Linked DNA regions of Homo sapiens: all the other regions are linked to region 3. The links are chromatin contacts, found by Hi-C or POLR2A ChIA-PET in ENCODE. All regions are on one chromosome and are shown on one strand. The core of a region is the stretch at or near the end of the contact, and the rest is flanking DNA. Distances in the headings are between cores, read along the strand shown.

The links. A loop is a pair of places that touch in the nucleus more often than their neighbours do. ChIA-PET counts read pairs that join two places held with the same protein, here RNA polymerase II (POLR2A). Pooled maps may share reads with other maps.
Region 1: a loop to region 3 is called in a map of B cell, with 2.2 times the contacts of the local background. The contact joins the enhancer-like site here to the promoter of ZNF280D in region 3. A Hi-C loop is called at or near these places in 19 of 168 maps with a recorded cell type or tissue (A673, B cell, Calu3 and 14 more), 4 of 37 single-sample maps with no recorded cell type and 17 of 50 pooled maps. POLR2A ChIA-PET finds 5 or more read pairs at or near these places in 6 of 52 experiments (A549, AG04450, K562 and 3 more).
Region 2: a map of sigmoid colon shows a loop between it and region 3 (6-fold over the local background). The contact joins the enhancer-like site here to the promoter of ZNF280D in region 3. A Hi-C loop is called at or near these places in 1 of 168 maps with a recorded cell type or tissue (sigmoid colon) and 6 of 50 pooled maps. POLR2A ChIA-PET finds 5 or more read pairs at or near these places in 2 of 52 experiments (H1 and activated CD4-positive, alpha-beta memory T cell).

The regions. Positions count from the first base shown.
Region 1 is chr15:56,803,135-56,808,065 of GRCh38, reverse strand. No RefSeq gene overlaps it. Among named protein-coding and RNA genes, the nearest start is that of ZNF280D, 72 kb to the right of the region's middle. RefSeq lists an enhancer at 1,064-1,233. Within about 2 kb of position 2,110, at least 7 of the 41 ENCODE cell types and tissues checked have a DNase peak (open chromatin) inside an H3K27ac peak, as active enhancers do; they include A673, B cell, endothelial cell of umbilical vein and 1 more, where a contact is called at or near this core.
Region 2 is chr15:56,830,825-56,835,249 of GRCh38, reverse strand. No RefSeq gene overlaps it. Among named protein-coding and RNA genes, the nearest start is that of LINC03065, 54 kb to the left of the region's middle. Within about 2 kb of position 2,894, at least 13 of the 41 ENCODE cell types and tissues checked have a DNase peak (open chromatin) inside an H3K27ac peak, as active enhancers do.
Region 3 is chr15:56,730,377-56,735,393 of GRCh38, reverse strand. It overlaps ZNF280D (zinc finger protein 280D), which reads left to right and starts at 1,885. Exons shown (of 22, transcript NM_017661.4): 1 at 1,885-1,936. RefSeq lists a silencer at 1,866-2,135.

The DNA of each region.
Region 1 (4,931 bases), core at 861-3,360, 72 kb before region 3:
AATAATTGTGTAGCAGATTCTGATAGTTCTCTTCCAGTGTCCATTCTCCTCTTTTTCAGTAAAAGAACCCTTGCATTCTAGCTAAACACATGTCTGCCAGGAACAAAGATTGCATTTTCCAGCTTCCCTTGCAGCTAGGCTTGGCCATTTGTTTAAGTTATTGTCAATGGGATGTCACTTTCAAAGAGTATACCTAAAATAAGGATTATGCCCTTGGTTGTATTTTCTCCTTCCTGCTGGTAGGAATACAGATGCAAAGACCAGCTCTATTCAGCAGTCACACTGGATCATGTCTATACAGTCATACCCTAGGGTTGATAAAGAACAAAGCTGGAAGGATCCTGAGTCCCTGCCAAATTGATATTTTATATCAGAGAGTAAAATCTTGAGTGTTAAAGCCACTGTAAAATTGGGGTTTCCATCCCATGCTATACCATCTCATCCTCACAAATAAGATGTCATAGATGGTAGAATTATGGCTCTGTGAGAGCAGGGACCTTGTCTGCTTTAGTCATGGCTATGTCTCCAGCATCTAGAATTATGCATGGTGCATTATTTATAAAGAAATGAATGAATAAAATATTATGACAATTAAGAATGAAGAACCAACACAAAAAACTGAGACCAGCATTTCCCACGTACAATGTTTTTTTTAGTTGTAGTTAAATATACGTAAAATAAAATTTACCCTTTTAACTATTTTTTTCAGTTGTGCTAAAATACACATAACATAAAATGCACAATCTTAACTGTTTTTAAGTGTATAGTTCAATGGTATTAAGTACATTCACATTGTTGAGCAACCATCACTACCATCCATCTCTAACATTTTTCATCTTCCAAAACTTTTTTCATCCTTAAAACTTTTTTCATTTTCCAAAACTGAAACTCCATATCCTTAAACAATAACTCCTGTGGCCTCCTCCCTTAGCCCCTATCACCATTCTACTTTCTGTCTATATGGATTTGACAAATCTATGTACCTCATATAATTGGAATTATATGATATTTATCTTTTTGTGACTGGCTTATTCCACTTAACATAATTCTTTAAGATTCATTCACGTTGTAGCATATGTCAAAATGTGCTTCTTTTTTAAGGCTGAAAAATATTCCATTGTATGTGTATACCACATTTTGTTTGTCTGTCTATCAATGAGTTGCTTCCACCTTTTGGAGATTGAGAATAATGCTGTTATCAACAGGGGTGTACAGAAAATATTTTATTATTTACTTACTTTTTGAGACAAGGTCTTGTTCTGTTGCCAGGCTGGAGTTCAGTGGCATGACCTTGGCTCACTGCAATCTCTGACTCCAGGGCTCAAGTGATCCTCCTACCTCAGCCTCCCGAGTAGCTGGGACTACAGGTGTGGGCTGCCACGCCCAGCTACTTTTTGTATTTTTTGTAGAGACTGGGTTTTGCTATGTTGTGCAGGCTCGTCTCGAACTCCTGAGCTCAAGCAATCCACCTGACTCCACCTCCCAAAGTGCTGGGATTACAGGTGTGTGCCACCACACCAGGCCAGAAAATATTTTTAAAGACTGCAGATTCCTTAGATGTTCTAATTTACTGACTCAAGTCTTGAAAGTGGGAGAGGCAGGGTGGGGAGCAATTTGGAAGATATATTTTAAATGTTTTCCAGGTGATTTGGAGTACAGATAGTATAGTCCTTGAGTTGTCAATTGGAAGTCACTGATACCACACGGTGAGTACTACTTGTACTAGTCTACAGGTATAGAAAAAAACAGAACAATAAGGTTATGACGTGAGAGCTTTTTGTGTTGTTGAAAATGAAAGAGAAGTTGAATTTGGCAAAAATGAGAAGGGAGGGCATTTCAGGTTGGAGAAAAAATTAATTAAGAGATATAAACATTCTGATTTTAAAGTAGTTCCCACTTATCTGTGGTTTCACTTTCTGTGGTTTCAGTTACCCACAATCAATTGTGATCTGAAAATATTAAATAGAAAATACCAGAAATAAATAATTCCTATGTTTTTTATAGCATTCTATCCTGAGTTTTGTGATGAAATCTCACACTGCTCTGCTCCATGCTGCCTGGGACATGACTCATCCCTTTGTTCGGTGTATTCACGCCGAATATGCTGCCTGCCCATTAGTCATTTAGTAGCTTTTTGATAATGAGATCAACTGTCGTGGTATCACAGTGCTTGCGTTCAAGTAACCCTTATTTTACTTACTAATGGCCCTAAAGTGCAAGAGTGGTGATGATGGTGGATATGCCAAAGAGGATCCATAAAATGCTTTCTTTAAGTGAAAAAGTGTAAGTTCTCCACTTAAAAAAGAAAAAAAATTACATACCGAGATTACTAAGATCTACAGTAAGAATGAATCCTCCCTCTGTGAAATTGTGAAGAAGGAAAAAGAAATTCATGCATAGTACACTTGCATGTTTAGTACTATCTGTGTCTTCAGGCATCCACTGGGGGTTTTAGAACGTATCCCCCACGGTAAGGGGGATACCGCATTTTTCTAGGTGTCTCTAATTGTGCTGTCACAGCTCTTTCCAAGTCTAGACTCATGAAATATATATATTTTGTTCAACTATTATTGAAAACAACTAAGTATTGTTCCACTAAGAATATAATAAATTTTGTTGTATTTATGAAACTTCCATTAGAGCAACAACATTGTTAGTTTAGCCTTCCCATACATTTCTGTTTTTTTCTCTGGAGTGAAGATAGAACAGCAAGGGAAAAAAAAACTGATGCAGTAATATGACCTCTTAAAACTGAAATTCATCTAAAATGGTCTTTTGACCATGATGGACTGCGTAAGTTGTAATACAACAAAATCATTTCAAAATCTTTTTTCCAATAGCTGCACGTGTATATTATTTGATCCAACACTGAAACGAAATTGCAAACATTTTAACAGCTTCTTTGTTGCAGCTCTGAATCAGAAGGGGAAACTTGCCAGAAATCCTGGTTTTTTTTTCCCCAAATCATTCCATCCACTTCTAAATTAATGCATTGGTTGTATTCTGCCCCCTTTGGTTGAATTACATTAAAGACAAATTTATTCTTTAATCTTCTACAATAAAAAGATGTTAATTCCACTATTTAATTTATTTTCTAGATAAAATAATATGTGTTTCTGATACATCTGTTTTTAAATTTTCCCATTTTTATAAGTTGCTTGGATGTGACCAGGAAAATTCCTCCTACGATGGCTTTAAAATAAATTTTATTAACCTATTTTCATTTTGTGAGTGAACCAGTGATATTTACTATGACTTTCTTCTTCCTTTCAAGTATAATTCAAGTTGTTATTTGATAGTGTGTTGTTAACTGAAACTTATGGAGAGTTTCTTACATGTAACTTAGAGTTAAGTGAGAGAGACAGACATTTATGAAATAATCTCACAAATATTTTTATAAGTACCAAAATTGAATCCTTCCTGGACTTTCAGAGTGAATATTAAGGGGATTTTGTCTGTTTAAGGGGTCACGAAAGGAATTTGAGCTGAGAGTTAAAGCATAAGTAAGACAAAATGCATAATATTGGGTGTGTGGGAGGCCAGGAAGGTTTCAGGAAGAGGGAAGGGCATGAACAAAAGTTAAACATAGGCCTCTGTGGCTAGAGCTCAGGCAGCAAATGCAAATGTGCTTCAAGCTATATTAAGAACTTTGCCTTTATTCTACGTGCAATAATACATTAGCTTGGATGAATAATAGCTAAGAACCTTTCGGTTGCCAGTAATAGAAAATTCAATCCAGCCTTTCTTCATAAAATAAAGAAAGGCAGAAAAAGAACCATTGGCTTATGTTATGGTGAAGTCCAGAGTTCAGATCCCACTCTAAGGACAAGTTTTATTCATAGGGTGATGATCTTTTCCTGCCCCAGTTCTGGCTCTTTTGGATCCCATGACTCTACCCTTATCCTTAATCTTCAGTCTGGCTCCTACCATGGTCCCAAGAACTAGTCAATCTTTCTGATTGGATTTGCTTAAATCATATGCCCACTCTGAAGCCATTCTTTGGCTAGGGGAATGCTGTGCTCTACATGGTTTAGGTATGGGTTAAGTGCCCTCCCCTAACATTATCTCTGTGGCTAGGGAAGCCAATTAGGGAATCCATAACTCTGGAGCTGGAGATGGGGGTAATCCCACTCAAACCACCTTGGGGAGAGGTGGTTTCCTAAAATAAACTTAGGGTGTTACTGTCATAAGGAGGATAGAAATTTTCTGGACAGACATGATCAGATATCCAACATACTTTGGAGATTTTTAAGGAGATTGAGAAAGGAAAAAATAACATAAACAGATCTGCATTAATGACAACAACAAAGCAAGATGGGCTTTGGAGTAGAAAATGGTCTGAAACGGCTTGGAGTGGATCAAGACTGCATGCAGGGAAGAACAGTTAGTGGGTTAGAGTAGTAATCCAGTGTGATGATAGCCTGGACAGAGGAAATCACAGAAGAATTGGGAATAAGCAGAGAGATTTAAGAGACATGTGGAAGATGAAATGGATGCAACTCAGTGACTCACTGGATTTGAAGGAAATGAAGACCAAGAAGTTATTAAAGATAACCCCTCGGTTTCTGTCTTACACATAAATTGGATAAATGGCCGTGACATTATACTGATAAGAAGTACTAAAAGAATACCAGGTTTGGGAGTTATGGTCTCAGTTTCAGATAAATTTTAGTTCCTTTTGGAACCAGCCAGAAGACACTTACATTGTTTGGGTTTACTCAGGTACATGTATGAAAGGATTTGGAACAAATCACCTTTCATGCTTGGCTAAATTTCCCTAAATCTTCTCCTTTCAGAAAAAAATAGCTTACCACTCTACATAACCTCCAGGAATAAGTGTTGACATTTCTCCCATAATTTTTTTATGCATTGCATAAAGAGAAAAGAAATAATCTCTTTTCTTTCTGAAATCCCCTTCAGCTGGATACACT
Region 2 (4,425 bases), core at 1,645-4,144, 99 kb before region 3:
GGGATGCCCACACAGTGAGAAAGCCTGCTTAGAGATAAAATTTTGGCTTTAATTGGAATCTTCTGTCCTTTATTAGACAACCATAAGCTTCCAATTATATACACCGTCTTTGTTTCAAATATGAAATTTTGGATTTATAAAAACTTAAAAATTTTTATTCTTAGCAACAGATTTAAGAATAAAAATGAGCTTCTGTCATGAACAAATATTATGAGGGTTTTTCTTCTTTCTTTCTTCCTTTTTTTGGCCACACCCCAAGCAGTTATTAGGAACTGACTAAACACCCACTGTGTATCCAGAACTGTGTTAGCTACTTGGAACTATTAAAAAGCAGTTGGAAAAATGATTCCTGTCCTTGAAGAATTTAGGTAATATGTCTCAGGAGTAAAAATTAGTGTACCCAGAACAATCAGGTAACAAATAAACAGTTGCTTTGCTGTCTCCACTAATAATGTAATGACTTCCCCTCCATTTCAGTCTGTTGAAATTTTACCCATTCTTCAGGATCTGTCTCCAGAACTGTCCTTTCTATAGCTTCATTGATTTCTTGAATATAAGGTCGGGCCCATATTCCTGTGAACAAACCACCCAAACATTTGATTTAAATTGTCCCTCTTCAGATGTCTTTGGCTCTTTATCATCTACAGGCCGCAGTTCAGTCCTGACCACCTCTCTTGTCTTTTCCCCACCAGCTCTTCTAGGTACCTACTGTTTTGAAGGCAAACCAAATCCTAGTACCAAACTCAAACCTAGTTTGGTACAGAACCTGGTAGCCAAACCAAAGTTGATAAATGCTGTGCGTTTCCACATCCAGTCTTTTCTTCCTGGAATAACCCTTTCCTTCCCTTTCCCCCAACTTAGTCCCTGATGAAGTTCCACTCATCTACTAACTGATCTCAGACCTCACTCTCTCCATGAGATCTTCTCCCTTTCCATCTACTAGACCAGAATGTCTCTATATTTCCTGTACCTATTTTTATGATTCTGGGTGGTAATGATATTTTTTCATGTTTGCATTCCCCTTCTAGCCTCTGTACCTTGAGGGTGGCACCCATGCCTGACTTATTTGGGAGTCCTGAGTGCCTTGTAGAGTGCCTGACACACAGCAGGTCCTCCATAAAATTTTATTAAAATGAGTTAAATTAAATAGGAGTCCAGAGAAGACTTGAGGTAGCCAAAGGTCCTCACTGAGCCTTGGGTTTTATATCAATTGAAAGTTGAAAAGGGGAAAACAGGAGCAACACCCCAGAGATGGGCACGAGCCTAGCAAAAGCTGGGGACTATGAATGGACACATCTGGCTTGAGTGGAGCCTGTAGAATAGGGAGTGTTGGGAAATAAGGTCAGAAAGGCTAGGCAGGGCCATGGAAGACTTCGTCAAAAGCAGAGGAGGTGAAACCTGATATAATAGCTAGTGCAATTTAAGAAAAGAAAAACTTAGAAATATCTGTACACAAAATAAGCCTTATCCCTTCTATAATACCTCTACTTTGGAATTTATTATTTTGTTACTATTAGTATATCACTGTTCCAAAGGGCCTTCCATCAGTGAAGCATAACAGTGTGGGGTTTTGAAGTGGAGTGTGATGCATGGGCGTTGGAAGCCCTGGAGTTGAATTTCCACTCTGGCACTAATTTGTGACCTGCTATGGTGAAATTGTTTTGAGTCGCTTATCCTCGGTGTTCTCATCTGTGAAATGAAGGCATGAAGGTGCATGACATGATTCATGAGTTCCCTTTGATCTCTAGTACTCAACATATGGAAGGATAATGAATTCTTAGCCAACTTATTAATCTACCCTTGTTCTTCTTTTTCTTTCTGTTTTTTTTGAGATGGAGTCTTGCTCTGTCACTCAGGCTGGAGTGCAGTGGCGCGATTTTGGCTCACTGCAACCTCTGCCTCCCGGGTTCAAGTGATTCTCCTGTCTCAGCCTCCTGAGTAGCTGGGACTACAGGCACATGCCACCACGCCCAGCTAATTTGTATGTTTTTTTTAGTAGAGACGGGGTTTCACCATATCGGCCAGTCTGGTCTCGAACTCCTGACCTCGTAATCCGCCTGCCTCAGCCTCCCAAAGTACTTGGATTACAGGTGTGAGCTACCGCACCCGACCTGTTCCTGGTTTTTTTTGCTTGCTTGTTTACCAGTTTTCTGGTGTCAGAGTTGCTTTATTAAACTGGTCTCTGACAGTCCCACAGTATGTTCTGCTGAGATCAGCCTCTGAAGCTTAACCATCTTGTGAGATCTGGAAAGCCCTCCTCAACCTCCACTCCTTCAAATCCCAGCCCCAGCCAACATCTTTCTTAAAGTTTTCCTGACCTCTGCATGTCTTTGCTATTTCCTCCCACTTTTAGGGTTTAAAGACAGTTTTTCTTTAGTTATCACTTGCTTCATATTGGCTTTTCTCTCTCCAATTAGTTTGTAAACATCTTAAAATAAGTAACTGTTAAGTGCAGTATTTGCTTATCTCCCCCACATCACCACAAAGCTAGGCACAAAATAAACATCTAAGGAGGTTTTTGAATATTGAACTGAATGATGTACAAGGGATATTAATAAAAATAGAAAAACTAAACCGTCAAAAAGGATAATCTATAGGGATTGGAATGGAAATAATTGTAGCATATCAATAATTTTATACATGGTATTTTGTACCCAGCAAAAGACTGTTTTAAGACAGAGTGATCTGTGAAGTTTCTGGTCTGTGGGCTTGTCTTGAATTAAAGAGTGGGTGGTACTAGGGCTTAGAGATATTCCAGCCAACTCGAGGAAAAGAGAAACAGAGAACTGTTTACTGAGTGACTTTGCTGTTGGACATGTCCCAGCTGCAGCTTGGGAACATCGGGCAGAGTTACCACCCCGCTGCCACAACCTCTGCCAACTTGGATAAAAAGCAGTGAAGTTGACCTGTCTTTTGGCTCTGGAACAAGGCGAGGGAGCGCACCAGCAGGCATGGGAAGGAAGAAGTTGTGAAATGAAAGACATGAAAAAGAGATGACTCTGATCTTCTTTCCCCTCACTACCCTGAGTCTCTCTCCTGCCTCCTTGATACCTGTAAACTGGTATAAAGCAGAATTCTATACCTTACACCAAGTGGGGCCTGGGGCCCTTGGAGTCCAGCTTGGGATAACAAGAAAGCAGTGAGAGTCAGTTGTTTTGTTCCCTAAAGCGGTTCTAGGTTTGAAAAGGTTTGAAATTAATCCTCTAGGAAGGTAATTAGCTTTCAAACAACATAACACTTCAAAAAAATCAATGCAAAATATAAGACAAAAGGTCGCTGTTTAAAGTAGTTGAGTTCTAGATCTGACAGTATTGTGGCTCTCTTGGTTGTAAATTAGCTCACGGAGATAAAATGTCTGAGTTTAGGACTTCAGATCCTGCCTTTGCTGTCAGATTGCCTCAAGCTGTCTCTGGTAGGAAAGTCTAGAAACATGGATTCATTATATACCCCCCCACTTTCTGACATGCTCCAAATCTGTTAGTGTCTGTAACAGAGCTCTGCATTGCATTGATTTGTCTTACTGTGTGAGGAAATTATGGGAATAACTCCCATGTGTCAGCAACCATTTAGTCAGCACACAGTTCCTTACCAGGGAAAATGGCAAGATTTATTAGGGAAAGTATCTGTCATCCCATATAAATAGATGCACAGTTAAAGCATATGTAGCAGGCAGGGTGTATGTTTCTGTGTGACTGATCATAAGGAACTTATTATCAGGAACGCTGTAGAAAAATCAGTCATTTGGGAAGGTGGCAAGCATAAGGGTACACTTATACTTCATGCAAAATGTCCCTCAAAATTGTAATTTTGGCTTTAAGTGCATTGTTGCGGTAGGAATCATTTTTATTAAAAATATATTTTTGCTTTAATTTTTTTACTATTGAGAAAATATATGCAAGTGATAAAACAGGCAAATAATAGAAAAAGGATGTAAAGGTCTTTTTCCTCTGCTTATGCCAGTCTCCTGTGTCCCTCTCCCTCAGAGGCCATCACTGTTGCCAATTTATTTTGTGTCATTAGGAAGTCTGCACAAACAAGCTCATCCTCTTCTTCAGCATTACACACATGGTAGTCCACACCCCACACTCTTCTGAAGTAGTTCTGGAAATCATTTCTTATTAGTCTGCAGTATGATCCAGGCTTATTGTTTTTCATAGATTTAACCAATGTTGACATCTTGCCTGACTTTAGAGTTTTTTGCTTGTTTGTTTTAACATTACAGATACATTTTAACCATAGCACCCACTGCCCAATTCCATTGCTCTCTGCCCAGAGATAATCACTATCCTGAAATTAGCATGTATCCTTCCTTCCTGGTTCTTACATATTTTGCACATACATAGTTGATATTTCATTGTGTGACTTTGGCACCATTTATTGATCCACCATTCTTTTTTTTCCCTTTTTCTTTCTTTTTTTTTTTTT
Region 3 (5,017 bases), core at 636-3,135:
TACAAGGAAAGTAACTTTGAAAAGACCAACTTGTTTTTTGTTGTTTCTTCTTTCTTCAGCCCATTTTCTGTCTATAAAGCCAACCACATCTGCTCCATTCATGGGAACACCTATTCTGTTTTACTGAATGAAGTGGTGCCTGAATCTAGAATTGCAATAAAGCCAACCGAGATCTTTAAATTTGTTGTAATTTCACCTGACACTGTAGCATGCTTTGCTAACCTTTAGGGACATTTGAAAAACGATGTCTTAAGAATGTTCCAAGATTTTGGAATTTTTAAACTTTCCATGTTTGCTGTTTTGACTATTTTCTGTCTTTTCCTGTAAGGTTTATTTTTCAGGGCCAGCAGAAAAGGGAAAGCTGGGTAGATGATCCCAGGCCCATGTGGGAGAAGGATAGGTCATGGTTACCTCCAAGTACACCAGATCTGTAGGAGTGATCCAGGTGGTCTTTGGGGAAGATTAATTTGGGGGCAGTAATCAATATGGAGACTACAGTAATGATAAACACTTGAGAAAAACTGGGGAAAGCCAGATGAGAGAGAAGAAACTGAATTCGAATAGGAAGATGAATTAGCAAGATTCAGTGATTGAACAGGGTGTCTGTTATGGATCCTAACAGGCAAGATTTCAAGTCTTGGTCACTCACAAGCTGCACCAGTAATGCCATTGCTCTTGAGAAGACAATCAGTTTAGGAAACTTTCCTTACAGATCAGAATACAACCTTTAGCAAGTATTTACGCAAGCAGTATCTTGGCAAGTGTTCTTCTTGTAAATTTCTTATACTTCTCGTTGTCAAACTTTAAAAAATGCTATTACAGGTTAATATGCAGATGGCAGAGTTAGGAATTAGAGTGTGCAAGTTAATCATTCTAATTGGGTCACTCTTGTCATAGCCAACTAAAAGAATGGAGAAGCCAGTGCTGGGGGAAGCCCTCAGGGCACATAACATTGCTCTAAGAATGGAATTCTCAGCAAGCCTGGCTGCTGAAACCGCCTGCTGTAACCTGAAACAGGTTTTATCTTCAGGTTTTAGCTTCTCAAAGAACCTGCTGCAGCTGTAGGGCAAGCTTTACCAAGCCCCTTCCCTCACCAGTCAGAACTAACCAGCTACCCAAAACTTTACTAAATGTCAACGAACTTTCTAGAAAAACAATAGATAACTTTTTTTAAAAAATAAAACCCCCTAACTCCTCTTTGTTCTTCTGACATACTGAAGACCACCCTGTATGTGTAAATAACCTGAACTTGCAATTCCTGTGTCCCAAATAAAACGCTAAATGTACAGATTCGTCTCTTCGTATTTGACCTCGACAGGGAACGCAAGCAAAACCACACATTTAAAACAGACTTGGTAAAATCAGCTCGTTATTTAAAGAAACGGACGATTCCTTTTTCTCTCCTGGTTTAGTCTTCGACCCACAGGCCCCTTGCTTCTTTCGAACGGCGGCTGTATCCCATGACCTTTTCACTTTCCAAGCCAACGGACTGGGGGTCGTTACACACGCGGAGGGCCCGGAACGCACGGCTCCTCGCCTGCAAATTCCGAGCAGTCCGGATTTTGGGGCTGCCTCCCGGCCACACCAGCCAGCAGCTCGCACCCACATGGAGGCAGGGCCCTGGCCCTCGCCCCGGACCGGCGCGTGGCGGGGCGCGTGGGTCTTCGAGGGCCCGCGACGCGGCGCACATGCCGGTGCCCGCCTCCCGCGTCGGCGAGAAGACAGGGAGCTCGGACACGGGGAGGCTGACCCGGAGCCTACCCATGAGGCAGCGCGCCGGCTGCACGAGAGCCCCCCCCTTTCCACGGCTCGGCTGCCAGCTCCGCAATGGGAGCCGCCGCCGTCGCCGCAGTGTAGTTTTTCGTGCTCCTCCTTTTCCTCCTCCTCTTTCTCCTCCTCCTCAGGGCTCCAGTCAGGCCGATCCGCTCCGCTCACGGTAAGCGCCCCCCCGCCCCCGCCCGCCCTGCGCTGCAGCAGGCAGAGGCCCTCCCGCGCGGCCTGCGCCGCCTCACTCCGGGGGCGCTGGACTGGGGGTCTTGAGGCCGGCGCGGGTCGTCGGGAGCGCCCAGAGCGCGGGGGAGGAGACCGGCTGCGCGGCGGCGGCCGGACCGCCATCTTGCGTCGGCCCAGGCGGGGGAGGAGGTATCCCGGCGCGACGCGGCAGCCGCCTCGGCTGCTGCAGGCCTGGGCCGCGCAGGCCTTCGCCTTCTGCTCCTCCGCCACCTCCTCTCCCAGGCGTGTGCGCCTGTTTGTCCCCAGCCTGGTTTTGGCTTTTCTCTCTGGAGGCAACTCCCTTTGGTACATTTTGTGCCGATGTTTGGCCAAGACCCATGGTCCTCACACCACAGCCCACCCCCGTGTCTCTTCAGTCGTAGGAAAGGAGACCAAAGGGGATTCGGGATTTGCAGGCACAGGGCCCCTCATTTTGCCCAGATGACCGGTCGTTCCACGTTTGCACCCTCATTTTTGTCAAAGAGACCTCCCCTCCTCTGCCATAGAATTCCCGTTATTGTCTACAGAAGAAGGGCCCTGAGGAGAAACGTGGAGTTGGAGACAAAATTTTCTGAGCTTTGCAAGGTTCACTTACTGAGACGGAAAGAATGATCTCACTCTGAGGTTTTAGCCTGCTCCAGCGATGGAAGGAATTCCTCCCAACTTATCGCAAGTTTTAACGCTTTTAAGGAGAAATCTGCTGGAGAGGAAAAACGTCAAGGTGAACCCGCTTCTGCAAGCACGGGAGACCTTTGGCCAAAGGCCTTTGTTTGCGAAGATTTGTTAAAAAAAAAAAAATCTGTCATCTTAAATATTTGGCTTTATTTTCAGGTTTGGACAGAATTTGTCTTTTTTAGTGCCATGAAACATAAAATGGAACGCTAGAAGGACAGTTTTAAAGCACAAAAGCTGCCTCTTAGCATCTGTAAGGTGTCCTGCTTTGGGGGACTGCTGTGCCAACTCCAGCTGTCTCCACGCAGAAACTTAACCAGGGAAGGCACTGGTTTGCTTATACCATTGTTAGGGCTGTGTGCCTCTGATGTTTTAACATCACTACAAATACTGTTGTAATTGTGTCTTGCTTTTGTGCCTTTCATTGATAACCCCTGATTTGTATCTCTTAGCCCCTTTTGAAGTGGTCTGGGTTGCTGGAATCATTTTGCAGGCGAGGAAACAGAGCCTCAGGGAGAGGACTTTAATGAGGTCACTGACTAGGAAGAGCCAAGGCCAATTATATTAATAGAACCTTAGGTCTTCTGACTCCTTCTCCGGTGCTCAACTCTAGTATATACCATTTTTGTGGGAATGAGGTAGATGAGAATAGGCAAGGAGGCTCACTTAAAGATTTTAAGAAACATTACTCAGTTGCCCTTTCGTTGATATTTTTATACTTTACTTTTGAAATGCGGTTGTTATGTTGCCCAGGCTGGTCTCAGACTCCTGGGCTCAAGCTGACCTCTCACCTCAGCCTCCGTAGCTGGGATTACAGGTGTGCACCATCTAGCCTGGCTTTTATATTTTTATTCTCGAGTTAATTTCTTAACTTTGCAACTTGCTATTTTTTTCGAAAATATTGGAAAGTTAAATAGCCCATTTGAACACTTAGTTTTAACGCTACCTTTTTGCCATATTTGCATTTTTCCACTTATCTCACATTCTGTTTTCTGAACGTTTCAAAGTGCATTACGGATATGACAGTTCAGCCCTAAATGCTGTATGTGTGTCAGTATGTATTTTGTAAGAGATCAAGGCCATTTTTCTGTGTAACAATACCGCAATCACACTTAAGAAAGTGAAGAATATTCCTTAAAATCTAACGTGGTGTAGTATATATTCACATTTCCCCCCATTTCTTCAAAATTCCTTTTCAGTCTTTTTTTTTTTTTTTTTTTTTTGAGATAGGTACTTGCTCTGTGTCCCAGGATGGAGCGCTGTGGAGCAGTCTTGGCTCGCTGCATCCTTGACCTCCTTCCTGGGCTCAAGCCATCCTCCCACCTCGGCCTCCTGAGTAGCTGGGAACCCAGGAGCACGCCACCACACTCAGCTAATTTTTGTATTTTTTGTAGAGATGGGGTTTTGCCGTGTTACCTAGGCTGGTGTCAAACTCCTGGGTTCAAGTGATCCACCTGCCTCGGCCTCCCAAAGTGCTGGGATTACAGATGTGAGCCACAGCACTGGGCGAAATTGACCTTTTGAAGAGACCTGGTCTGTAGTCTTTCAGAATAACCCATATTCCATGTTTTAGTGATAGTTCCTCCTGATAGTGTTTAAATTTGTTCCCCCTATCCTCTCTGTTTTCTCTAAACTTGGATTTGGGTCTAAAGGCTTGAATATATTTAGGTTTAATATTTTTTTGACAGGAATACTTCATAAGCCATGCAGTATGCTTCATTGCATACAACATCCAAAGGCACATAAAGTAGGCTTGTCTTATTAATAATCCTAAATTTGATCTCTTAGATAAGGTGGTGACAAGCTATCTTTCCATTGTAAGCATTTCCTTCTGCAATTAGCAAGTCATTTGTGGTGTGATATTTTGGCATTAGTAGTTGGTAGGAATTTACCTGCAGTAATCTGATAAACACAGTTGGGAGCAGTCGTTTAGGTATGGCTTTGGAAGTTAGGAAGAAGAAGAAGTGGAGACAATTCTGGAGGAAATACTAACCCATCTACTTTAGGGAACTTGGAATGCTTCTATGTGTTGGCATCAGAGCCTAGGGAGACTAGGAGAGAGGAGGCAGAAAGTAGATGTCAGAAAGCTTTGCCTTCTTTGAAAGTTTGCTTAGGACCATTTTAGCCATAGTAAGCTATGGTAAATAGAAAAGTTCTGAAGTAGTTTGATGTTGGAGGATTGCAAGTGCTTCAACTGGAACATCTGTCCAGTTAGGCTACTAATCCAGTCCTTTTTCATTCCAGTGTTCTATTAATCAGCATTGGCTCACTGAAATAGCAGTTTTCACAAATGAAAAGTCAACTGTAGTTTTAGGTGACAGGAAATTGGATATTTCTATTGACAACATACTTT